Regions from separate parts of the Homo sapiens genome. Here regions 2 and 3 are each linked to region 1. The links are chromatin loops, found by intact Hi-C in ENCODE. Cell type or tissue: endothelial cell of umbilical vein. All regions are shown on one strand. Each heading gives the region's core, and the rest is flanking DNA. Links, peaks and the distances in the headings are about the cores only.

Region 1 (8,021 bases), core at 1,814-6,813:
TTCTGATAGTTTTGCATATCATTTTCTTTTTCTTCCTCTTATTGTTTATCTTTTGTGCTTGGTAGTTTTTTATAATAATAACATTTGATTCTTTTTTTCTCACTTGTATATCTGTTCTACCAGTGAGTTTTATACTTCTGTGTGTTTTCATGAGGATAGATATTGTTCTTTTGTTTCCAGATGCTCACTTAAGCATTTCTTGTAGGACTGGTCTAGTGGTGTTAAATTCCCTCAGTTTTTGTCTGAGAAAAGAGTTTATTTCTTTTTCATTTCTGAAGGATAGCTTTCTCTGTGTAGCATTCTTGGCTGGCAGGGTTTTTTTAAAAACAAAACAAAACAAAACAAAAACCACTTTGACTTTATTATCTCCTGGCCTATAAGGTTTCTTCTTAGAAATATGCTGTTAGTTTGGTGGAAATTCTCTTACATGTGACTTGATTATTTTCTTTTGCTATTATTAGAATCCTCTTTGTCTTTGACTTTTCATAGTTTAAGTGTAATATGCCTCTGGGAGGACCTTTTTGGGTTGAATCTATTTAGGAATCTTTTAAGCTTCTTGTATTTAGATGTATCTCTCTGAAGACTTGGGAACTGTTCAGCTATTATTTTATTATATAGGTTTTCTATGCACTTTCCTATCTCTTCTCCCTCTGGAACTCCCAAAATGTGAATATTTGTTGCATAAGGGTGTTCTATATGTCATGTAGGCCTTCTTTATTCTTTTTTCTTTGTCAAATTGGGTTATTTCAAAAGAACTGTGAGTTCAGAAATTTTTTTCTGCTTGATGTGGTATATTGTTGAAGCTATCCATTGTATTTTTCATTTTATTCATTGAATTCTTCAGCTCCAAAATTCTGCTTGGTTTTTTAAAAATTATATACATCTCGATTGGATTTCTCATTCAGATCATGAGTTGTTTTCATGTTTTTTTTTTTGTATTATCTACCTGTGTTCTCATATCTCACTAAGTTTCCTTAGGATTATTATTTTGAATTCCTTTCCAGGCATTTCATAGATTTTCTTTTCTTTGGGGTCTGTTACTGGAGAATTATGTTCCTTTGGAGGTGTCATATTCCTTGAATTTTCATTTTTTTGTGTGTCCTTATGTTGACATCTGCACATATAGTGTAACAGTCACTTCTTCCAATTTGATGGAGTAGCTTTTGTAGGAAAAGATGTTTTCCCATAGATGTATCTATAGTGTTGGTTGGTTGGGGCACTTTGGTTTTGGTTCTGGGTGAACACAGTAGTATAGTCTTTGTATGATTTCTTTGGCTGTATCCAACATCAGTGGTGTCTGCGAGCTCCTCAGTGGCTTAGTCTGTGTTTGTGGAAGCCATCAGGTAATTTTTCTGGGGTTGGGGCCCCTGGGCAGGCTTATCCTTTCGTCCCGGGTGGGGCACACGTGGGCATATAGTAGCCCTGACACTGCAGGGGGCAGGATCACTGCTAGCAGTGGTAGCTCCAGGCAAGTGGCTCTCGGGTTCTGAGGAGCCCATGCTTTGCCTTCCTATATCCTGTGGGCAGCTTCCCTGATGTGCTGGACCACCTGTTACCCAGGAGGTAGGGCACTGAATGGGCTTAGACGCCAGCAACACAAATTCACCACTGGGTCCAGCTAGTGTCATAATGCTGCAGCTCTTTGGATGAGTGATAGGGTGGATATCATTGGTGTCCCAGTGGTGTGGAGAGGCAGGGGGCTATTGGGGCTCAGGTCAAGATGAAGTTTGGTGGTGGCTCAGCTCTTAAAATTGTACCATACTGTAGCAGCCTGGGTCCCAAAGGGTGAGGGGCACCTGATGTAGATTCCCACTCTGGGGCAATGCAGTCATGTGGAGTCCGGGAAGCTCCCTATATCAGGCTCAGGGCCTGTGAGGGCTGTGGCGCTCTCCTGTAGTCAGGATTTCAGGTGTCTGTGGTGGGAATGTGGACTGCTGGGGATCTCCTGCCTACCTTTTTCCTGCAATAAGGGGGCAGGGGGCTCTCAGCTCCAAGCCAGTTCTGGCTGGCTGCTTTACTTCCCATCCTATACATCTCAAGTTTCCATGCCTCAGAGTGTCTTTATCTCTTCTTTGCTGAATTCTTAGATGCTGTATTTAATGTGTGGTTATCTATTTGTTGTTTGATCCTTCTTTGTAGAGAAGGCAAGTGTTGGGTGGTCCATCAGCCATCTTGATCTTGCTTGCTTGTTTTTTATCTTTTATCTTTTCCACAAGGAATTGAGGGGGCTACCAGCAAAGTATACATACAACATGGTTAATAAAATAGAAACAGAAGATCCTTGTTGTTTGTGACTTAAAATCCCCAATTTCAGCTCTTCTTTAATAATACTAAAGATCAGTAACTTAATTTTGAAATCTCTTAAAATTTGAGCCACTCAGCCTCAGCCCTCTATTCCCAGGAGGTAGGAGAAACTGTATACTCCATCATTAATATACTGTTGCACCCCACCCCTCAAGCCAAAGCCACCCTGTAGGATAGAGCTGGTAGCCTGACCAGGGGTACAACTCCTGATCCAACTCCCCTGCCTGCCTGCACTCATAAAGTCCCATCCAAGGCTATGTTAATGTCAAAGGGGACTTTTAGGGAGAGGGGCAGGTATTTTAATAGATTTCAATAAATTCTTTTTCTTTTACCCAACCCCTCATGTGTTTGATAGTCAAATGCAACTTCAAAATTAAAAGTTTTTAAATGACAAGTTCCTGTAGTCCCTCCTCTGAACCAGAAGATTCTGAAAGTCTCCCATCAGGGTCTGGAATTTTACCCTACTTCCAAAGTAATAAGCAAGTTTGTTAATGTGTTATGAATGTTTTTGGAAGACATGATACTCCTAGGTCTCTTTGTTATTCATAACATAGCCAGCAGCATGAGTACCATGTTGGCATCAGTTTTCCATTCCCCCAAGTCATACAGGGCAATGCAGGGGGCCCCTGGTAGATGCTATACATGCAGTGAGTTTGCATTATTGCTGAGGGACACTGAGTTTAAGAAATCTACTGCTTTTATAATGAGTGGTAAGCAAGCCTGCTCGTTGTCCAAAGGAAGACATTACCTCATCCCTCAAGACTGCTGGCTGCAAACACAACTCTGAGAAATGATCTGGGTAAAGAGCACTCAGGGACTTGTGTTCTTGGCATATCTAGTGGAAACTTGCAGGGATGCTTAGCACCCATATCAGATCATTTCTTCCCAAACCCTCCTGTTAATAATTGAGGGTGGGATGCGTGGATGGCCAGTTTTCCCCCAGCTGCCTAGTCTCTTTGGGCTACAACCAGGAATGCAGAGGGTTTCTTGGCTCTACGTCTGCGACTTCTCTATCCCCAGCCCAGCCCTCCAGGCTGACATCTCTGACTGCTGACCTGACATCAAATAGCAATACAGTGGCTGAATTTTAAAAAACCCTGACCATGCCTGGTACCATGTCAGATCCTCTACATGTATTATTTCATTTAATCATCACAACAACCTTTGAAAGAGCATGCAGCCAACCACCCATCATTTACAGATGAGGAAACAGGCTCAGAGAAATAAGGTGACTCACTGCCTGTCAACCAGCTAGTGAGTAACGGAGCCTGGATTTGACCCACTGTCTGGCTGGCTCTAGAGTCCATGTATTTTTGTCACCCTACTGTGCTTCTGCTCCTTCCTGGTCAAGAGGGAGTGGATTTTTTGTTCTTGTTTGGTAGATTTTTTTTTTTCAAATTCTTCTTCACCAATGGCATCTTTCTCTGACCTCTAGCCTCTTTCCGTACCCAAAGGCCTGGCTTGGAGTCAGAAGGTTCTCAGTAGACCTTGAAATTAGTCTGCACAAATGTGCATGAGGACGCTGACTGAGCAGGAGCAGCCCTCAAGGCTGAGTTCCTGGGCTTTTGGAACAGCCTGTCATAGCTTCGCTTCCTTGTGGATAGAGGAGTGACAGCAGCCATACCAGGGCTACTGAGAGCTCAAATGGTATCTTTTGCAAATTAGACAATGGGTATTCCTCCCTCAAGTCAGTTGATTGCCATTTGCTGGAAAATAGCGAATATATATATATATATATATATGGAGATACCTATGTACATGTCACTTCCTGCTACTAGATAGAGAATAACCTGCACAACTGTACATTGTCAGGCTAAGTCACATAGACCCGGCTGTAAATCTGGTTCTCCTATTTACTAGCTCAGTGGTCTTGGGCAGGTCATCGGGCAATCCAAGGCTCAGTTTCTGATAGAATGCAAGCAGTGTTGCCTCCCTGTCTACCTTGTTTATAATTTTGAACAGGAAAATAGGCAAGAAGTGTTGCTTAAGTCCTGGGGGAGAGTGTCTCCTCTTGGGATAAGATGGAAGTATTAAAAATCAGAGACTGTGGCCTTGTCCCAGGGGGACATGCAGTCCTCCCTATCCAGCCACAGGTAAGATAATTGGAGTGCCTTTAAATTCTTGTGTGTTTTTCTTGTTACAGTGAAAGAGGAATTAAACTAATAATAAGGCTTATCTTCATTTTCCTCTTCTCCTTTTTCAGTGACCTAATTTTTCCATAAATTTTACCTCTTCACAACTCTGTTCCTCTTCCCATTACTCACTTGTTCTTTTTTCCTCCTATTCAAGCCTGCTTTCAGAAAATGGCTGGTAAGGCTTAATGATATTTTGGAAATTTGCCTCTAAATAACTTTAGGCCAAAAAACTGAACTTAATCAGTACATTTGGACCTCAAGGAAAGGTATTTTTGAGCCAACATCTGCAAATGACATAGAAATATTGCCAAGAAGTTAACCATCTGTTCCACCTTGAAAAGATGTGCTGCAAAGTCTTGGCACCCTGAACTATAAAGGTAATAACTAAAAAGAAATAACCTCGTGTTAGAGCAGCAAGCCCCCTCTAGTGGCCCATCATGGGAATGACCACCATTCTCCCTAGGATCTGGACTTGGAAATTCTGCTACTCCAATGCTAGCTCCAGGCATCTGCTCAATCCTTTATACACTCATAGCAATGAGACAAGACATTATTTGGGCCTTACAGTCATCCTCTGATGGCTGGAGGGCAAGAACACCAGTCTCCTTAATTGTTCAGGATCCCAGGACTCCAGGCCCAGATCAGTCTTTAGCTGGGAACCTCTCTGGGCCTCAGATTCCTTATCTGTAAAATGAGATGAATGGTGCCTGGTATACATCTTTCACAGGACTGTTGTGAGGATCAAGTGACAATAAGGGATAAGAGAGGTAAAGCTCTTTGAAAAGTGCATTCATAATGCACTTTTAGTAGCAACAGTGTTTCTGCTGTTCTATTCAACACGGTAGCCACTAGTCACATCTGACTGCTTGAATTGAAATTAATTAAAATTAAATAAAATTTAAAACTGAGTGACTCGGTCACACTAGCCACATTTCAAGCACTCAGTAGCTACTTGTGGCTAGTGACTATCATGTAAGAGATCACAAGTCTAGAACGTTTCTGTCATCACAGAAATTTCTACTGGACAGCCCTGCAGTTTAGATAACTGATTTGAAGAACAAGCTTTATATTCTCTAATTCATCTCTGCTCTTGAAAAAGAAAAATCTCTTATCAGCGGTTTGCAAATCTAGGAAGACACCTAGATTACAATGAACTGGGGTGGGTGTACAGTTAGGTTTACCGTGGATTCATTATGTATATATGTGTGTATACACACACACACAAACACACACACACACAGAGCACCTGTTCTGTGTCTGCCAAGCACCGTGTTAAACTCATTTTGGGCAGTTCTATCAAAAGATGGACCCGGGTTTTGAAATTCATTGCTCCATCAGGGTTCCTAGATAAAGAACTCAATGTTGCAGGGTAGTTTCACCCCCACATCAACCCCCTACCTCACCAATACACAATTGAAGTTCTTCTGTAGCTCCCATTGCCTCTGGGAAGACTTCCGGCCCTCTCCCCACTGGGTGGTGAGCCCTCCTCTTTGCTCCCATAGGCCCCTGTTCTTCCATTTGCATTGTAGCTATCATACTGTGTGGAAATTTGCCTGTTTGGTTGTTTTCTGTTAAAATGTAAGCTCTCAGAAGGTAGAGACCAGGTCTGTCTTACATTCATTTGAATTTTCAGCCTCCCTCACACAGGGCCTGGCCCATATGCAGTAGATGCTCAAAAACTATTAGTTAATGAATGAATGAAGTATATGGATGGATGGATGGATGGATGGATGGATGGATGGATGGATGGATGGATTTCTTTGTTCCTTTATTTAGGGTCCTGTATTCCCCTGCATAAAGCCCTCAGGTATGAAACTGCTAGAGATTCTCTTTATGCTAGGCCACCACATCCTTTGACCACATTCCTTGCTCCAATTAGGTAGTACAAGCTCAGTGAGAAAAGCAAAATTTGATTTATGTTTCTGGCAATTCAGCTGATGAAAACAACTAAAGTGCTAGATAAAAATCTGCTGCAAATATCATTTTAAAAACAAAACATTGCTAATCCATACAAAAACTTTTACACAAATGTTCATAGCAGGATTATTTATCATAGGCAAATGTGAGAACAACCCAAATGTCTCTCAACAGACGATAAACAAAATGTGGTATATTCATGCAGTGGAATACGATTCAGCAGCTAAAATGAATGAAGTAGTGACACACGGATTGATGAACCTTGAAAACAGTCTTCTAAGTGAAAGAAACTGGTCATAAAGTGCTGCATATTATATGATTTAACTTATATAAAATGTCTAGGATAGGCAAATCTACAAGGAGAGAAAATAAAGTAGTGGTTGCCTGAGGCTGAGGGAAGTGAGGTGTTACTGCTAGTGACTACAGGGTTTCTTTGGGGAGTGACAGAAATGCTCTAAAATTAAATTCTAGTGAGTTTTGCACAACTCTGTGAATATACTAAAAACTTGATGCCTTCTCTGATGAATTCTACCCAACATTTAAAAAAGAGTTAATACCAATCCTTCACAAACTCTTCCAAAAAATGAATAAGGTGGGAACATTTCCCAACTCATCCCATGAGGCTAGTATTACCCTGATGCCAAAACCAGACCAAGACATCACAAGAAAAAAAAAAAACTGCAGAACAATATCGCTTTTGAATATGGAGGCAAAAATCCTCAACAAAATACTAGGAAACTAAATTCAGCAACCTTTAAGAAGGATTATATACCATGACTAACTGAGGTTTATTCTAGGAATGCGAGGTTGTTCAAAATTCAAAAGCAATCAATGTAATAAACCATATCAGTAGAACAAAAGACAAAAACAGCATGATCATCTAAATACATGTAGAAAAAGCATTTGACAAAATCTAGCACCCTTTCATGAAAAATACACTAAACAAAATCAGAATAGAAGGGAAACTTCCTCAACCTGTAAGAACTACGAAAAAAAAAAAAGTCCACAGCTAACATTGTACTTATGATGAAAGAATAAATGCTTTTTCCCTAAGATTATGGACAAGACAAGAATGATAGATCTTGCCACATCTCTTCAATATTGTATTCTAGCCAGGGCAATCAGGCAAGAATGAGAAATAAAAGACATCCAGATTGGAAAGGAAGTAAAATTATTTTTGTTCACAAATGACACGATCATGTATATAGAATATTCTAAGTAATCCACCATCACAAAAACAAATATTAAAATTAACAAATGAGTTTAGCTAGGTGCAGGATAGAAGATAAATATACAAAGATTGATAGTATTTCTATATACCAGCAATAAATAAGCTGAAAATGAAATTAAGAATATGATTCTATATACAATAGCATCAAGAAGAATAAACTACTTAGGAATAAATATAACAAAATAATTGTAAGATTTTTATACTGAAAACTACAAAACATTGTTGAAAGAAATTAAATAAGGCCTAAATAAATAGGAAAATGTACTGTGTTTATGGATCCAAAGACTTAAAATTGTTAAGATGGCAATACAAGGAGATATTGTGGGTTTGGTTCCAGACCACCACAATAAAGCAAATACTGCCATAAATCAAGTCACACAAATTTTTTGTTTTCTCAATGCATATAAAAGTTATGTTTGCACTCTAACCTACTA
Region 2 (8,021 bases), core at 3,022-8,021, 350 kb before region 1:
AAACTGTACAGGATTTGTGCTAACTCATTTGAGGATTCAAGTAGACCTGGGATGGTGGCAAGGAACAGTGTTAGTGAATCTGGATTAGATCTGGGGAGGACAATGTGATAGTTACCATTTTTACCCTATACTTGGGTACCATAATATTTATCTTAATCATTATTTTATAGTCCAAATTCTTTCATATAAATTTTCATAAGTGCAGGAATTAAACTGTTTCATTAGTGCCTCAAGAAATGTAAAATAAATAGTGATGTTCATTCATTCATTAATTTATTTAATAAATATGTATTAAATATTTGTCAGGCATGTGCCAGGCATTGCACTGTATGATGTTAACATGTTTATCTCAATGTCAAAATAATTTTATTTTGTGTAAGCCTTGTATGCTATAATTTTTTCCACATGACTGAAAATAAACTCTATTTTAGGAAAAGGTAGTTTAATGAGAATGTAGAGGTAAACCCTTGAAATATTTAAAATATCATGAAAATACAGTCAGCCTCCATATCTGTGTGTTTCGTATCCTTGGCTTCAACCAAACTCGGATTGAAAACACTCGGAAAAAAAAAGGATGGTTCTGTCTGTACTGAACGTGTACACACCTTTTTTTTTTTTTGGTCATTATTCCTTAAACAATAGAGTATAACAATTATTTACATAGCATTTACATTGTATTAGATATTATAAAGTAATCTAGAGATTATTTAAAGTACACTGGATGATTGTGCAGGTTATATACAAATACTATACCATTTTATATAAGGGACTTGAGCATCTATAGATTTTCATATCCATGCGGGTTCTTCTACACTACTTTTGCAACCCTCAGTGTCTAAAGACCCTTCCCCATGCCTGATCTCATCTTCATGCTTGCAACTGAAAGCTAGTTCTTTCTGTGCAAATGGATATGGAAGGACGACTGCATTTCCGATTTTAACCAAAACTTCACTATGTCCATTTTTCTGAGCATCCACAATTCTTGCATTTCCTATTCTGTCAAGTAAGTGTACAGGAAGAACTTGAGTGCATAAAAAGTATAACACTAAAGTAAATATAATAAATTCCCATATTGACTATCTATAACAATTTCTTTTAGGGCCAGTACATTTTCACACTTAGATAAAAAGAAAAGCACTTACAAATTTATGTTAGGTTTATTTTTCTTTCTTTTTTTTTTTTTTTGACAAAGTCAGGCTTAAGTGCAGTGACATGATTTCGGCTCACTGCAACCTCCGCCTCCCAGGTTTTAGTGATTTTCATGCTTCAGCCTCCCGAGTAGCTGGAACTGCAGGCATGCGATACTACGCCCAGCTAATTTTTTTTTTTTTTGTATTTTTAGAAGACATAGGTTTTCACCATGTTGGCCACGCTGGTTTCGAACTCCTGACCTTATGTGATCTGCCCACCTCGGCCTCTCAAAGTGCTGAGATTACAGGTGTGAGCCACCGCTCCAGCAGTTTTATTTTTCTGTAAAAGATTTTGCAGGGCAATGAACAATAGATTGTGGGTGTCATTGATTGTACACAATTTTTGATTTTTTAACCAACAGTCCATTCCATACTTATCTGTCCAACTATGCAAGGTTAAAAAATTGTTCCTGACAAAGGAAACTGCCTCCACCTATTTGCACACAGATTAGCCATTCCAACCACACCTGCTCACTGACGCCCTCAGCATTTCCTGGTAAGTACACAATGTAGGAAGGGACTCAACTGCCTTTTTCTCTCTTCAAGGAAAAAAAATTAAAACATACTTAGCAGGCCAATGTTCAGACACAGAAATCTCAGAGCCAACCAAGGGTAACAACCCATTTGAGGGTAGCCTGAATCTCAGGGAGTTTATGCTGACAGAGCTTGGCTCCGCCTAGAAAGCTAGGCAGTCAGAACCTATTCTGGGGCTTCCATAGGAAATATCAAATCTGTCTCTGGTGAGTAACACTGGGAGAGCCTTTAAAATGAACTAGGATGGTCTTATTATCAAATGAACTATATCCTTGAGAAAGAATAAGGAATGAGTTCGAATTTTAGGAACCACAGTTGGCCTGGTTCTTGCTCCCAAAGAATTCTGTCCAATATAAAATTTTGGAACCGAATAGGTCACTTTTGGCATGTTGTGAGTTCATTGCTCATTCAGTGTCATAAATTAAGTCTTGAATTATGGAGCTCTCTTCTACACTACTTTTGCAACCCTCAGGGTCCAAAGACCCTTCTCCATGCCCATCTCATCTTCATGCTGGCAACTGAAAGCTAGTTCTTTCTGTGCAATATTTTGTGGAAACTGAGAGGCCTTTAAATGCACAAAGAATCATTTGTTACCAAATGTAAAAGAATCATGGACTATTCTTCCATGTTCGAAATCTAAGATGATTCAGAGTTCATTTAGTCCAGCCTCTTCATTGTAAGAATAGTAATATCTCCTTCCACATGGGTAGCAGACATGTTTTTGCCCACCTAGCATCCTTTCCCTCTTTTTCAGGTAACACCACCTCATTTTTTCTTTTGGGTAACTTCTCTCCCCGCACTGTTATTCAAGAATAACAGATTATTCCACATCTGTTATTCAGATGGGACTGATTCTAGCTCCAGAGGAGGGTCTAAAGAGAGTACCCATTCCCTGACCACAGTGATTGCTTCAAGAATGAGCACTCATCCCAGGTTTGGCCAATGACAGCAGTCTAATTTGATATCATTTCTGATGCCTGTTGCCAGGACTATGCTTAATACATGTACAATATTTTCCACTGAAAGCTTAAGGGACATTTCAAGGTCATAGCAAGTCATTCACATAGCCAAGATCTCCGGATGTCTTCTCATTTTGTAGTGGGGAAAGAGATACCAACAGATAATTTCGGTGATACATTAAGGGCATACATTCATTCAACAAATATTCACTACTAGAAACCTGGTTCCGTGGTGGGTGTTCAGGATGGAATTATGAATGAAACAGTCATGATCTCTGGATGTCCCATGATGTTCTGAAAGGTGCAGCATGTGTGAGAGTGCACAGGAGGGCCATGTAAACTACCCTGGATATATGTTTGTGGGTATCCAGAAAGGCTTCCCAGAGAAAGAAACCAGCCTCCTAAATCTCTCTGAATCTATCCTCCTTTAATTTTCTTCCTCATCCTCACAGCTACTGTCTCAGTTCAGGCCCTCTTTATTTCACATCTGAATTACAGCAATAACTTTCCAACTGCACACCACCACACCCCTACTCTTACCCTATTTTTACCCAACTCACTCTTTACTAATGACAGAATGATTTTTTCTTAGAAACTTTTTTCTAAAGTATAATGTCCACCCATAAAAGTACATATGTAAGCATACAGTTTGATGAACTTCCATAACCAAACACACCCATTAACCAGAGCCTACATTAACAGTCAGCATTCCGCAGCCCCCCCGTGTCCCCATCCATATACTCACCCTCCTTATACGTAATAAAAATAAGAATTCATTTTAAAAATGAATATCGCTTCCTTCCTTTGTTAAAGCCTTCCAAGGACTTTCTCGACAGCCTGCAGGATAAACACCATCTCCTTCGCCAAACTATACCCTAGTAATTCCTCGCCTACTGCCCCAGTCTTCCCTCCCTGGCCTCTGCAGTGCTGCTCCCTCTGTGGCAACTAACACCTCAGCCCTCTTCCTCTGCATTGTAATGATTCCTAATTATTCCAGGAGCCACCTCCTCAAAGCCTTCCATGATCCCTTCCCTCCCCACTATCTGTTTCTCTCGTAGATTTTTGAAGGTAGAAACCGTGTTTTGCATTTGTTTCCCAATTTGTTAAATGAACAAGTGAGTAAATTTATTAATTTCCCATAACTCCTTTCCTCCCTTTCCTTCTCCTCTACCCTACCAATGGCTCTTTTAAAATAAGAACAATCCAGTCCCCTGTGAATGTTTGTGCATGTATGAGATGCACAATGATCACGTATGACCTTCAACCAGCAATTTGCGAAGTCACGACTGGTTTCCATTCATCCAGACACACCTTACTACCTAGTATCCCCTCCTCCCACATCAAATAAGGGTATAGTAGGGGCAGTTTGTGGTCTCAACCCTACCGAGGTAAGAGGGCACAAAGAAAATTGATATGCATGAGACCTCGGGCATTCTTCAGGTAAAAAGATGGCTTAATTGGAACATTCGGAGGCTTAAGAGAAAATCGGGAGTGGTGGAAGGAAGCAATCAAGCAGGGTAATATTTCCCAAATGCCTACCGGCCACGTGCCAGACACAATGTTAGGCTCTATCTGTGATGTCTTATTTAACTGAAGAGGGAGAAGAATGTGAATAAATGGCTGGATTCTTGAATTGCATAAAAAGAGAAGCCAATACACTTTTTCCTTTATTTCGTTTAAACAAGTAATTTGTGCATTTATAGCTTTTTCTTTTAATTAAAAGTAAGAGTGGAAAAAAGTCACTGAAATGTCTAATTTCAAATAAAATATTTGATTTCTAATTTCTGTTTTTCAAACAAACAAAAAACCCCAGAAGCATTATGAAAGGTTTTACTGTGCAGGAGGAAATGTTACTAGGTTGATGGGCCTAGCCAGAACACCTAACATCCTCCATCTAGTCTCCAAACTGAGGCTGTGGCCCTGCAGAGAGCGCCACCCGGAAGCCACTTTTATAGAAGCTTTTACACACAATGCTTGATTTTTTTTTTTTTTTTTCCGAGACGGAGTCTCGCTTTGTCGCCCAGGCTGGAGTGCAGTGGCGCGATCTGGGCTCACTGCAAGCTCCGCCTCCTGGGTTGACGCCATTCTCCTGCCTCAGCTTCCCGAGTAGCTGGGACTACAGGCGCCCGCCACCAAGCCTGGCTAATTTTTTTTTATTTTTAGTGGAGACAGAGTTTCACCGTGTTAGCCAGGATGGTCTCGATCTCCTGACCTCGGGATCCGCCCGCCTCGGCCTCCCAAAGTGCTGGGAGTATAGGCGTGAGCCACCGCGCCTGGCCTATACTTGATTTTTAATGAAAACATTCTTAAATTCATATGGCTAACGCAAATTTATTTTCTGTAGGCATAACATCAAAAACACCTGGCAGGATTGCCCCATTCCCAGCACTGTCTATTTCTCCCCTAGTATCAGTGGGACTCCACTGATGCACAGCTGTGATCTACTAAAACTTCTCTCAAAACTTTCTCCTCTCCTTAGGTCAGCAGCCCCGCCCCTGATCTATTTGGAAATCCCCTGAATAAAAGTTGAATATCATAAACCAAAGCGAACACCCAGAAATTCAAATTCAACCCGTAGGTAAAAAATTTCTCAAGTGACTGTAGACGTAGATGTCTCCAGTGTCGCCTAATAAGGTAGAAGAGGCCAGTGCGATACTGTCTTTACACCCTTAACTTGGGTGCTAGAATATTTATCTTCGTCATCATTTTATCATCCAAACTATTTTGCATAACTTTCATGGGTGCAGAAAATGTTTTTTAAGTGCTTGGTAAAATTAATAGTGATATTCATTCATTCATCTCACTGAACAGGCAATAAATTCCTTGACGACAAGGGCCTTGGGGGGGTCACATCTTCATCTTTGGTTTATGAGTCCTGTGCGTCTTGGTACAAGCAATACTACTATGAGCCGGCAAGTCAGACTTATTTGGTAGGGGACCAAAGGAAAGAACATGTTTTGATTGCTAAGAAAACATTTTGTTCTCTATCCTTTACTGGGCTGGCAGGCAAAGGAAATGTTCTTATGAGCACTCACATTGAAAACTTAAGTTCTTCACCAAATGCAGAGACTCTGAAGGCCACGCCGCTGCGGGCTGCCTCCACAATTCGACCGTCTCGGCGGGCCACGAGATCCTGGCCACGGATGCGGTGGCCGCGCCTCTGCTCGCACGTTCCCCCGGCCTCTGGACTCCCTCCCTCCCTCAATCCCTCCCTCCGGCGGGCGTCGCTGGCGGGTGGCTAGGCCCAACGGCAGGAAGCCGACGCTATCCTCCGTTCCGCGGCGCCGGGTCCGCCTTCCGTCTGTTCTAGGGCCTGCTCCTGCGCGGCAGCTGCTTTAGAAGGTCTCGAGCCTCCTGTACCTTCCCAGGGATGAACCGGGCCTTCCCTCTGGAAGGCGAGGGTTCGGGCCACAGTGAGCGAGGGCCAGGGCGGTGGGCGCGCGCAGAGGGAAACCGGATCAGTTGAGAGAGAATCAAGAGTAGCGGATGAGGCGCTTGTGGGGCGCGGCCCGGAAGCCCTCGGGCGCGGGCTGGGAGAAGGAGTGGGCGGAGGCGCCGCAGGAGGCTCCCGGGGCCTGGTCGGGCCGGCTGGGCCCCGGGCGCAGTGGAAGAAAGGGACGGGCGGTGCCCGGTTGGGCGTCCTGGCCAGCTCACCTTGCCCTGGCGGCTCGCCCCGCCCGGCACTTGGGAGGAGCAGGGCAGGGCCCGCGGCCTTTGCATTCTGGGACCGCCCCCTTCCATTCCCGGGCCAGCGGCGAGCGGCAGCGACGGCTGGAGCCGCAGCTACAGCATGAGAGCCGGTGCCGCTCCTCCACGCCTGCGGACGCGTGGCGAGCGGAGGCAGCGCTGCCTGTTCGCGCCATGGGGGCACCGTGGGGCTCGCCGACGGCGGCGGCGGGCGGGCGGCGCGGGTGGCGCCGAGGCCGGGGGCTGCCATGGACCGTCTGTGTGCTGGCGGCCGCCGGCTTGACGTGTACGGCGCTGATCACCTACGCTTGCTGGGGGCAGCTGCCGCCGCTGCCCTGGGCGTCGCCAACCCCGTCGCGACCGGTGGGCGTGCTGCTGTGGTGGGAGCCCTTCGGGGGGCGCGATAGCGCCCCGAGGCCGCCCCCTGACTGCCGGCTGCGCTTCAACATCAGCGGCTGCCGCCTGCTCACCGACCGCGCGTCCTACGGAGAGGCTCAGGCCGTGCTTTTCCACCACCGCGACCTCGTGAAGGGGCCCCCCGACTGGCCCCCGCCCTGGGGCATCCAGGCGCACACTGCCGAGGAGGTGGATCTGCGCGTGTTGGACTACGAGGAGGCAGCGGCGGCGGCAGAAGCCCTGGCGACCTCCAGCCCCAGGCCCCCGGGCCAGCGCTGGGTTTGGATGAACTTCGAGTCGCCCTCGCACTCCCCGGGGCTGCGAAGCCTGGCAAGTAACCTCTTCAACTGGACGCTCTCCTACCGGGCGGACTCGGACGTCTTTGTGCCTTATGGCTACCTCTACCCCAGAAGCCACCCCGGCGACCCGCCCTCAGGCCTGGCCCCGCCACTGTCCAGGAAACAGGGGCTGGTGGCATGGGTGGTGAGCCACTGGGACGAGCGCCAGGCCCGGGTCCGCTACTACCACCAACTGAGCCAACATGTGACCGTGGACGTGTTCGGCCGGGGCGGGCCGGGGCAGCCGGTGCCCGAAATTGGGCTCCTGCACACAGTGGCCCGCTACAAGTTCTACCTGGCTTTCGAGAACTCGCAGCACCTGGATTATATCACCGAGAAGCTCTGGCGCAACGCGTTGCTCGCTGGGGCGGTGCCGGTGGTGCTGGGCCCAGACCGTGCCAACTACGAGCGCTTTGTGCCCCGCGGCGCCTTCATCCACGTGGACGACTTCCCAAGTGCCTCCTCCCTGGCCTCGTACCTGCTTTTCCTCGACCGCAACCCCGCGGTCTATCGCCGCTACTTCCACTGGCGCCGGAGCTACGCTGTCCACATCACCTCCTTCTGGGACGAGCCTTGGTGCCGGGTGTGCCAGGCTGTACAGAGGGCTGGGGACCGGCCCAAGAGCATACGGAACTTGGCCAGCTGGTTCGAGCGGTGAAGCCGCGCTCCCCTGGAAGCGACCCAGGGGAGGCCAAGTTGTCAGCTTTTTGATCCTCTACTGTGCATCTCCTTGACTGCCGCATCATGGGAGTAAGTTCTTCAAACACCCATTTTTGCTCTATGGGAAAAAAACGATTTACCAATTAATATTACTCAGCACAGAGATGGGGGCCCGGTTTCCATATTTTTTGCACAGCTAGCAATTGGGCTCCCTTTGCTGCTGATGGGCATCATTGTTTAGGGGTGAAGGAGGGGGT
Region 3 (8,021 bases), core at 1,909-6,908, 370 kb before region 1:
GTATTTATACTAAGTAATTGATTTTGTTAATGCCTTTATAGGGAAGAAATTTTTATATTGTGAGCCACATAAGAGAATTAAGGAAGTACTGGAAGAAGAACGTCATATTAAGAGAGATGAATGCCACATTAAAAATCCAGCTGCAGGTAATCTCAGTGACAAATGAAGTATGTTTGTGAAATGAATATGAAATTGCCTACTTGATGACAGAGTATTTTATTATAAAACCATACTATTGAAATAAAAAGTTTTTGGAAAGTTCTTGAACTAGTTTATAATTAATTTGCTTATGTCCAAATAAACCTTCATGTCTAGAAAAAAAAATGGGCTGGGCACGGTGGCTCACGCCTGTAATCCCAGCACTTTGGGAGGCCGAGGTGGATGGATCACGAGGTCAGGAGATTGAGACTATCCTGGCTAACACGGTGAAAACCCGTCTCTACTAAAAACACAAAAAATTAGCCGGGTATGGTGGCGGGCACCTGTAGTCCCAGCTACTCGGGAGGCTGAGGCAGAAGAATGGCGTGAACCGGGAGGCAGAGCTTGCAGTAAGCCAAGATCGCGCCACTGTACCCCAGCCTGGGTGACAGAGCAAGACTCCATATCAGAAAAAAAAAAAAAAAAAGATCTAGATATCAATATGTACTTTGCTGTCCCACTTTCTTGGTGGAGTTATTTCTATTTAATGACATGTACCATTTTTTCCAAGTGCCTGAAAAACACAATAATAACTTCAATCTTTATCAATATAGGTATGACAAGTAACAGTGGTTTCCAAACTTTAGATTTTTATCAGAATTACCTGGGAGCTTGTTAAAAGCAGATTGCTGAGCCCTACCCCTAGCATATTTGGCACAGTATGTCTGCAGTGGAGCCCAAGAATTTGGATTTTTACAAATTTCCCAGGTGATATTGATGCTGCTGGTCCAGTACCCGACTTTGCAAATCACTGACTCAGCAGAACCTAAGTCATTTACATGGTCAGATCATCCAAGGATTTCATCCCGTAGAGGATCTGAGCATTGATAGCTCTTATTGATGGTTCATGTGTGAAAGAGATGCTCTAGGAGCCCCAGAATCCCAGATGTTAGTTTGAAACTGCTGGCGTCCTTCATTTTCATGGTTCCTTCTCAACGATTACTAGATGCATATTTCATGCTCTCAAATCATCAGATTTTTATTGTGACACTCTTGGGTATCAGCAGTTGCTAGAAGAAATAACAAAACTATTACATAGACTCCTTCATTTGTGGAGAATTGTTGGTCAACCTGCAAGTGAGGTCCAAATTCACTAAGGATTCCTAAGAGAGAGGCTGCAGGCCCAGAAGTCCATCATTTCAGATTACATGATGTATGTTGTGCCCACTTTACATTTTTTTTTTTTTTGGATGGAGTCTCACTCTGTCACCCAGGCTGGAGTGCAGTGACACGATCTCTGCTCACTGCAACCTCTGCCTCCTGGGTTCAAGCGATTCTTCTGCCTCAGCCTCCTGAGTAGCTGGGATTACAGGCACACACCACCACGGCCCAGCTAATTTTTGTATTTTTAGTAGAGATGGGGTTTCACCATGTTGGTCAGGTTGGTCTTGAACTCCTGACCTCGTGATCTGCCCACCTCGGCCTCCCAATGTGCTGGCATTACAGGCATGAGCCACCACGCCCGGCCCCACTTTACATTTCTAAAGCAGACATAGAAACTCCTTTGGGTCTTCTCGTATGACCCATTCTTATAAAAGGAGAGACCAATAAAATGGTGAAATTTGCTCCCATAATATCTTCAAGGAAAGTTTTAAAGTCTATTTTGAACTTAATGAATGGATGCAGAATGACCTACTGCATTTCAGCTGGGAAGCCCCGCCTACATGTACTATTTTCCTGGTGTTTAACATTTTTTTCTAAGTCTATACTGTTATATTCTGGATTTATCTTCATTGTTTTAAAAATCTACATAAAAGCTAGTTTATACACTAGCTGTATGTTGTATTATTCTTATTGGATACACTAGATTGTGAGACAGTCTGAGTGAATAGGATGTATCTTTTGGTTTATAAAAATTCATTTTCCTAAGCAATCTTTTCAAATATCCTTTATATAAAATGAAGACTGTCTGGGCTGCTTTTTAAAATAACATCCACTAGAGGTCGCACAGAGGTACTATTTTAGCCTAGAAAAATCTTTCAATGCGGAGAATAGATTCTATAAATTTGGGTTTTAAAATGATCTACTTATGGGAAATCCCGCTGTTTTTAAAATATATATCATGGCTAGAAGCCACATACCATTGGCCAGAACAGAGAATTAGCATCTAGAGAGGGTGCCACACTCTTCCAGCCCAGCCTCAGAGCCTAGAGGCCAGCCATTGGACATTTGCTTCTAATTCGGTTTGCAGTGACCCCTCCTTTATATATCTGATGACAGCCATGGCTTCTTTTCCTGGAAGACACAGTTTGTCACATACGTGCAGAATTCTGCATAAAACTTTTAGAGAATTGTGTGGTTCCTATAGCTGCTATTTTTAAAGATAAGTACATGTTAACCATTTTCTCCTCCCCTTTACTTCTCCTTTGCTACTTCACCTATTCTAATTAGGCATTTGTTCCCATGAGTCCAGGGAAACTGTTCTTTCCAAGATTGCAAATAGCCTTCTTTTTGAAGGTCAAATCCAATGATCCCTCCAACATACTCAACCTCTCTGTAACATCTGATGTAGTTGTTTCCTCCTTCTCTCTAAAAACACTTTCTTAGCTTGGCCTGTAGGTCACAATGCTCCAATTTCCTGGTTTTGCTCCTACCTCTTTAGCTATTCTTTCTCCATCTTCTTTGCTGGCTCTCCCTCCACCTAGCCTGTATAATTTAGAGGTCTCAGTCATGGGCTCTTTTCTCTACCTACCCTCACACCGTGGGATATCTAGCCCTATTGGGCTAATGACTCCAGCATTTTTTATTTCTACCCTATACTTTTCCCCTTAAATCCCAAAACCTACTTGATTCTCCACTTGGATGTCCAATAGGCCTCTCAACCTTAAGATGTCCAGAACCAAAATCTTATTCTCTATTCCCAGGCTTTTAAAAAACCCATAGGTCTTTCCCATATCATGAGATGGTACCACCAAACACCTAGAAGTCAAGTCCTCAAACTCCGTATCCAGTCTATCAGCCAATCCTTTTGAATTCAGTGTATATCCTAAATCCCCCACCAGCACCGTTGCCAAGCCCCTGCCACCTTTTGCAGGCCTGGCAATAGCATCCTATAACAGCCTCTGCTACTGCCCCTGCTACTGTTAATTCTCTGCACTGAAACCGGAGGGATCTTTTACAAACATAAATCGTTACATGTCACCTCCATGCTTAAAGTTGTCTGATGGCTTTTTATTATTCTGAGACTAGATTTCATGCTCCTATGGCCAGCTCACCTCTCTGATCTCATCTCCTATACTTTTCCACTCCACTTTAACCACACAGGCTTTCTTGACATTCTGGAATGTGCCAAATCCATTTTCACCCCTCAGGACATTTAAAGGTCACCCAGACATTCAGATATCTTCCTCTCTCTTCATTCAGGCTTCAACTGCATATGCCATCTTCTCAGAGAGGCCTTTCCACTCCACCAGGTCAAAACAGAAATTGTCCTCCAGGTCACCTTCTAATCCCTATACTGCTTTCTTCTTTCTCCTGTTTTCTATTGCTACCTGAAATTTTATGCAGACAGTCCCCAACTTATTGTGGTTCAACTTATGATTTTTCAATGTGATGGTGTGAAAGTGATACATGTCAGTAGGAACCCTACTTCAAATTTTGAATGCTGCTCTTTTCCTGGGCTAGCGATCTGCCTTATGATTCTCCTTTGCAATGCTGGGCAGTGGCCATGAGCCGCAGCTTCTAGTTAGCCATTCTAATGTAAGTGTTCTGAGCACATTTAAGGTAGGCTAGGCGAAGCTATGATGTTTGGCAGGTTAGGTGTATGAAATGCATTTACTACTTACAATTTTTTTTCAACTTATGATAGGTTTTTCAGGATGTAACTCCGTCGTAAGTCGAGGAGGATCCATATTTCTTTACATACTTCTTTATTGGCTATCTCTCCCACTAGAACACAAGCTATCTGAGGATAGGGGCTTAATTTTGCTTACCCCAAATCCTCACAAAGCTGTATGATATTGATATTCTGATCCCCATCTTAGGATGAGTAAACTAAGATTCTGAGAGGTGTTTAACTTGCCCAAGGTTATGCATTAAGTAGCAGAACCAGATCCAAATTCAGATCTGACCCCCAATCCCATTGGCTTTCTACTCACTATGGTGTCTCTGGTGACACGTTATGGCTAAATGCAGTGGATACTGTTCTGCCTCTAGGTGGCTTGAGCTTTCTGCAACATTTCACATAGTCGATGGCTCTCTCCTTCAACCTTGTTCCTTTCTCAAATTCCATGATACTTAACTGTCCTGGTTCTCGCTCTACTTCTTTCTCATCCTCTGTTAAGCACTCTTTTTATTCACTACATTCTCCGAATCTTGATGTTTATCGGAGTGTTTCCCACAGTCTTGTAATCTTGTTCCATTAGCTTTCCTGGGATTTTCTCATACTTTTCACTACGGCCTCTCTAGGATGCCTCTGAAATGTGTCTCTGCAGGCTAAACTTCTTTTCCTGGATGTCCCATAAGTCATAAGATAACTCAGGCCCAACATGTCCAAAACAAAACTCACACCTCTGGGCTGGGCATGGTGGCTCACGCCTGTAATCCCAGCACTTTAGGAGGCTGAGACGGGCGTATCACGAGGTCAGGAGATCGAGACCATCCTGGCTAACATGGTGAAACCTCGTCTCTACTAAACATACAAAAAAAATTAGCCGGGCGTGGTGGCGGGTGCCTGTAGTGCCAGCTACTCGGGAGACTGAGGCAGGAGAATGGCGTGAACCCGGGAGGTGGAGCTTGCAGTGAGCCGAGATCCGCCATTGCACTCCGGCCTGGGCAACAGAGTGAGACTCCGTCTCAAAACAAACAAACAAACAAACAAAACAATTGACACCTCTCCCCGACTTGCTGCTTCCCCTATACCACCCATCTCAATGAATGGCATAGCCTATGGTCCAAATGCAAATCCAGAGAGCCATCCTCTATCTCCACACCAGACCACCATGTTCCACATCGAATTAGACTGTGAGGGGTACCTTAGTTTGGCTCAAGATCCCAAAATGTTGACCCATATGCCAGGTTCACCTTGCAGACATATTTATTTGCCCCGCAGTATATTTTTTAAATATCTGAACCAGTTGTCAATATTTTAAAATTAGAAATTTTATATACAAATCTAGATGTCTAGGTTTTCTTGAGCAGGGATGGAGCACGGAGGATAAAGGTTGATTTGACACCATCAAGGCACCATTTGTATTAACAACAGTGGCTGGGGTTGGGTTACAATGCCCCGTGCTGACCTGCCCACTCCACTGTTCAGCATCCTACACCAAGTTCCCCACTCCAGTGGGAAACATCACAAGCTATGTATGTTCACGTGCCCGCTGCAGGTTTTTTCTTCTCATCGTGAAATACAAAAAATTGTTTCTCTTGTATGATGCCTCCATCAAAAGTAGTAAAAAAGAGAAAGACTGGGAGAACCAATTATTTCTTACCCCTAGCCAGCTTTACTCATATTACCTGCCTGGCCTCTTCCTATGTATATTTGAATTTGTGACTTTGGATAAACGCTACATACTGTTTTGTAGATATTCCCAAGCCTGTCTAAATTCTAGGGACCCCAACATATATGCATGGATCTAAGCATATTTGTAGCTATGTATGAATTAGCTGGGTTTGTTTGAATTTTAAGACAATCAACTCCACATACTCTGACAACAAAGTAATTGATTGTTGAAGGTGAGATTTCAGTAAGAGTCCAGATTGGATTTTCCTTAACCATAGATAAAATACTGCAATACTGGGCTATTTATTGAACTTATTGAAGAGTCTATTAAGAGGGCGATCTGTCCTGGAAGTAAACAACTTAAATTATAGCACGTTTTATTTTTGAATGAGTTGACAGTGACAATTATGGAAGTACCCTGAAGCTGTGGGGTCATTTCTGTGCTTTTTCTCTTCTCCTTTGGCTGAATGAAATTGGTAAAAAATCAAAAGATTCAGAAATTGAGTTTTATGGATGTTGAATAGAATGAACATTATATTTCTTTTGGGATACCGTTGGTTGCATAGCTAGCGGGACACAGGAGAAATAGTTGTTCAGACTGGGGCTCTTATCTGAATGAACTGTGCTACTTGTTCTTGTGGTCATATTGTGACTATAGTTAATAAGGGCTGTGAAGACACTGAAATGGACAAGGTGTCTCACGTGGTTGTTACTTTGCACTCTATACTTGGGTCTAGGGAATGCCATCAGTGACAATAGAAATAATGGGCTAACAGGCCTCTTGTCCTCCCTTCTGTGGACTTTTGATTCCTTGTAGGCTCCTGATGTGTTGATACATGGGCTGAGTTAGAAGCACTGGATGCTGGGTTGAGAGGTAGGGATGTCTTTTTATATGATGATGTTGATGTTGGGAATTATGGTGATAATAATAGTAATAATGGTTATCATTTGCAGAGTTTCTTCTGCACGTGATAAATTTTTTGCAAATAATCTCTTTTAATTCTTGCAATAACCCAGTGAGATATATGCTCTTTTAATTCACATTTTGAAGAACTTGAAGCTGAGGCTCAGGGGGATGCAGTGACTTGTCCAATGTCACACTGATACTTGGATGCAGGTTTGTCAGAAGCTGATGTTGTTGCTATTAGCCATTGGGTTCTTCTATCTCTCTTTAAAACATAAGATTATGCCTTCGGAGAGGAACAGAGATTTGAAATTGATTTAGTAGCAAGTAGTGTTCTATTCAGTTAAAAAAAAGAAATGTTACTAGTTTTCTGTAGGTTCAGTTTCAGTTTAGCCTCCAGGTTCAAATTTGAGGTAAAAACAGGTTTCAGAGGCTTTCTGCATTCCTATCAGATAAGGGCAAAGAACCTGTGTCTACTTGAAAAGGTTAACCTCATCCTGAAAAAAAAAAAAAAAAAGGGAGTGTAGTTTTCTCATCAGATCTTTTAATCAGATAGAATGGAATTTGGGCAACTTATAGAACTTTCTGGATAAGGAAGAATTTAGCTAATGTCCATCATTCATGTATTCTCAGTGATTTCCTGAAGATTTTCCTTTCTTTACAACTTTTCAAAAAGAAAAATGTAGAATTGGCTGAGCTCAGTAGCTCATGCCTGTAATCCCAACACTTTGGGAGGACAAGGCAGGCCGATCACATGAGGTCAGGAGTTCAAAACCAGCCCAGGCAACATGGTGAAACCTCGTCTCTATTAAAAATACAAAAATTAGCCAGGCATGGTAGTGTGCACCTATAGTCCCAGCTACTCTTGAGGCTGAGGCAGGAGAATTGCTTGAACCCAGGAGGCGAATGTTGCAGTGGGCCGAGATCTCACCACTGCACTTCAGCTTGGATGATGGAGCAAGACTCCATCTCAAGAAAAAAAGAAAAAAAAAAAAAAGAAAGAAAAGAAAAATGTAGGCTTATGAGACATTCATTATGGAAATAGTGCATTTATTGTATTGTTTATTTTAAAACTATTTCTGCATTTCTATTCTATAAAGGACTTTGCAGAAATAAAGTGATGTATTAATTTAATGTTTTCAAGTTGCAAGGTCTTTTGTATTTTTCTGGCTAAAACCTACAGAGGTTATAGTAGTCATGAAAAATTTGATTACTGAACTTATTAATCTTCCCCTTACACAACACTTCCTTTTCCAAAGAATTTCAGAAATGTATTGCCAGATACATTAATGAGTGTCTACATGTGCGTTAATACATGTAAACTTAATTTTGAATCCAGTTTATTTACTACTTAAGTACAAGCTTAGAAAGTGCAAAATGTTGCCAAGCAAATGTGGATATATTTCATTATTTCATTCAATTAAAATGTTTTTTGTACCTACAATATAGGAGGAATTTACTAGACACCAGTTATTC

What was found. A loop is a pair of places that touch in the nucleus more often than their neighbours do. Peaks named below come from ENCODE experiments on the same cell type or tissue, not always from the same donor. Only the 100,000 strongest peaks of a DNase experiment are listed, where the experiment ranks them.
Region 2: it touches region 1 in a loop (2.2-fold over the local background); 2 of 110 quality-filtered maps call a loop at or near these places.
Region 3: a loop joins it to region 1, with 13 times the contacts of the local background. A loop is called at or near these places in 28 of 110 quality-filtered maps.

What each region holds. Positions count from the first base shown.
Region 1 is chr11:94,892,598-94,900,618 of GRCh38, forward strand. No RefSeq gene overlaps it. Among named protein-coding and RNA genes, the nearest start is that of CWC15, 77 kb to the right of the region's middle. In endothelial cell of umbilical vein, for the core only: a CTCF peak has its summit at 4,870 (motif pointing left); a DNase peak (open chromatin) is centred at 4,874; H3K27ac peaks cover 1,219 bases.
Region 2 is chr11:94,537,965-94,545,985 of GRCh38, forward strand. It overlaps FUT4 (fucosyltransferase 4), which reads left to right and starts at 5,957. Exons shown (of 1, transcript NM_002033.4): 1 at 5,957-8,021. The coding sequence starts at 6,170. The coding sequence ends at 7,762. It overlaps PIWIL4-AS1 (PIWIL4 antisense RNA 1), which reads right to left. Exons shown (of 5, transcript NR_135093.1): 5 at 7,368-7,882. RefSeq lists a silencer at 6,145-6,714 and an enhancer at 7,534-8,021. In endothelial cell of umbilical vein, for the core only: no CTCF peak of the experiment used is centred there; DNase peaks (open chromatin) are centred at 6,027 and 6,417; H3K4me3 peaks cover 1,871 bases; H3K27ac peaks cover 1,396 bases; H3K27me3 peaks cover 240 bases.
Region 3 is chr11:94,517,542-94,525,562 of GRCh38, forward strand. It overlaps C11orf97 (chromosome 11 open reading frame 97), which reads left to right. Exons shown (of 4, transcript NM_001190462.2): 2 at 42-146. Among named protein-coding and RNA genes, the nearest start is that of C11orf97, 9.1 kb to the left of the region's middle. In endothelial cell of umbilical vein, for the core only: CTCF peaks have their summits at 2,136 (motif pointing right) and 4,316; no DNase peak of the experiment used is centred there; H3K27me3 peaks cover 279 bases.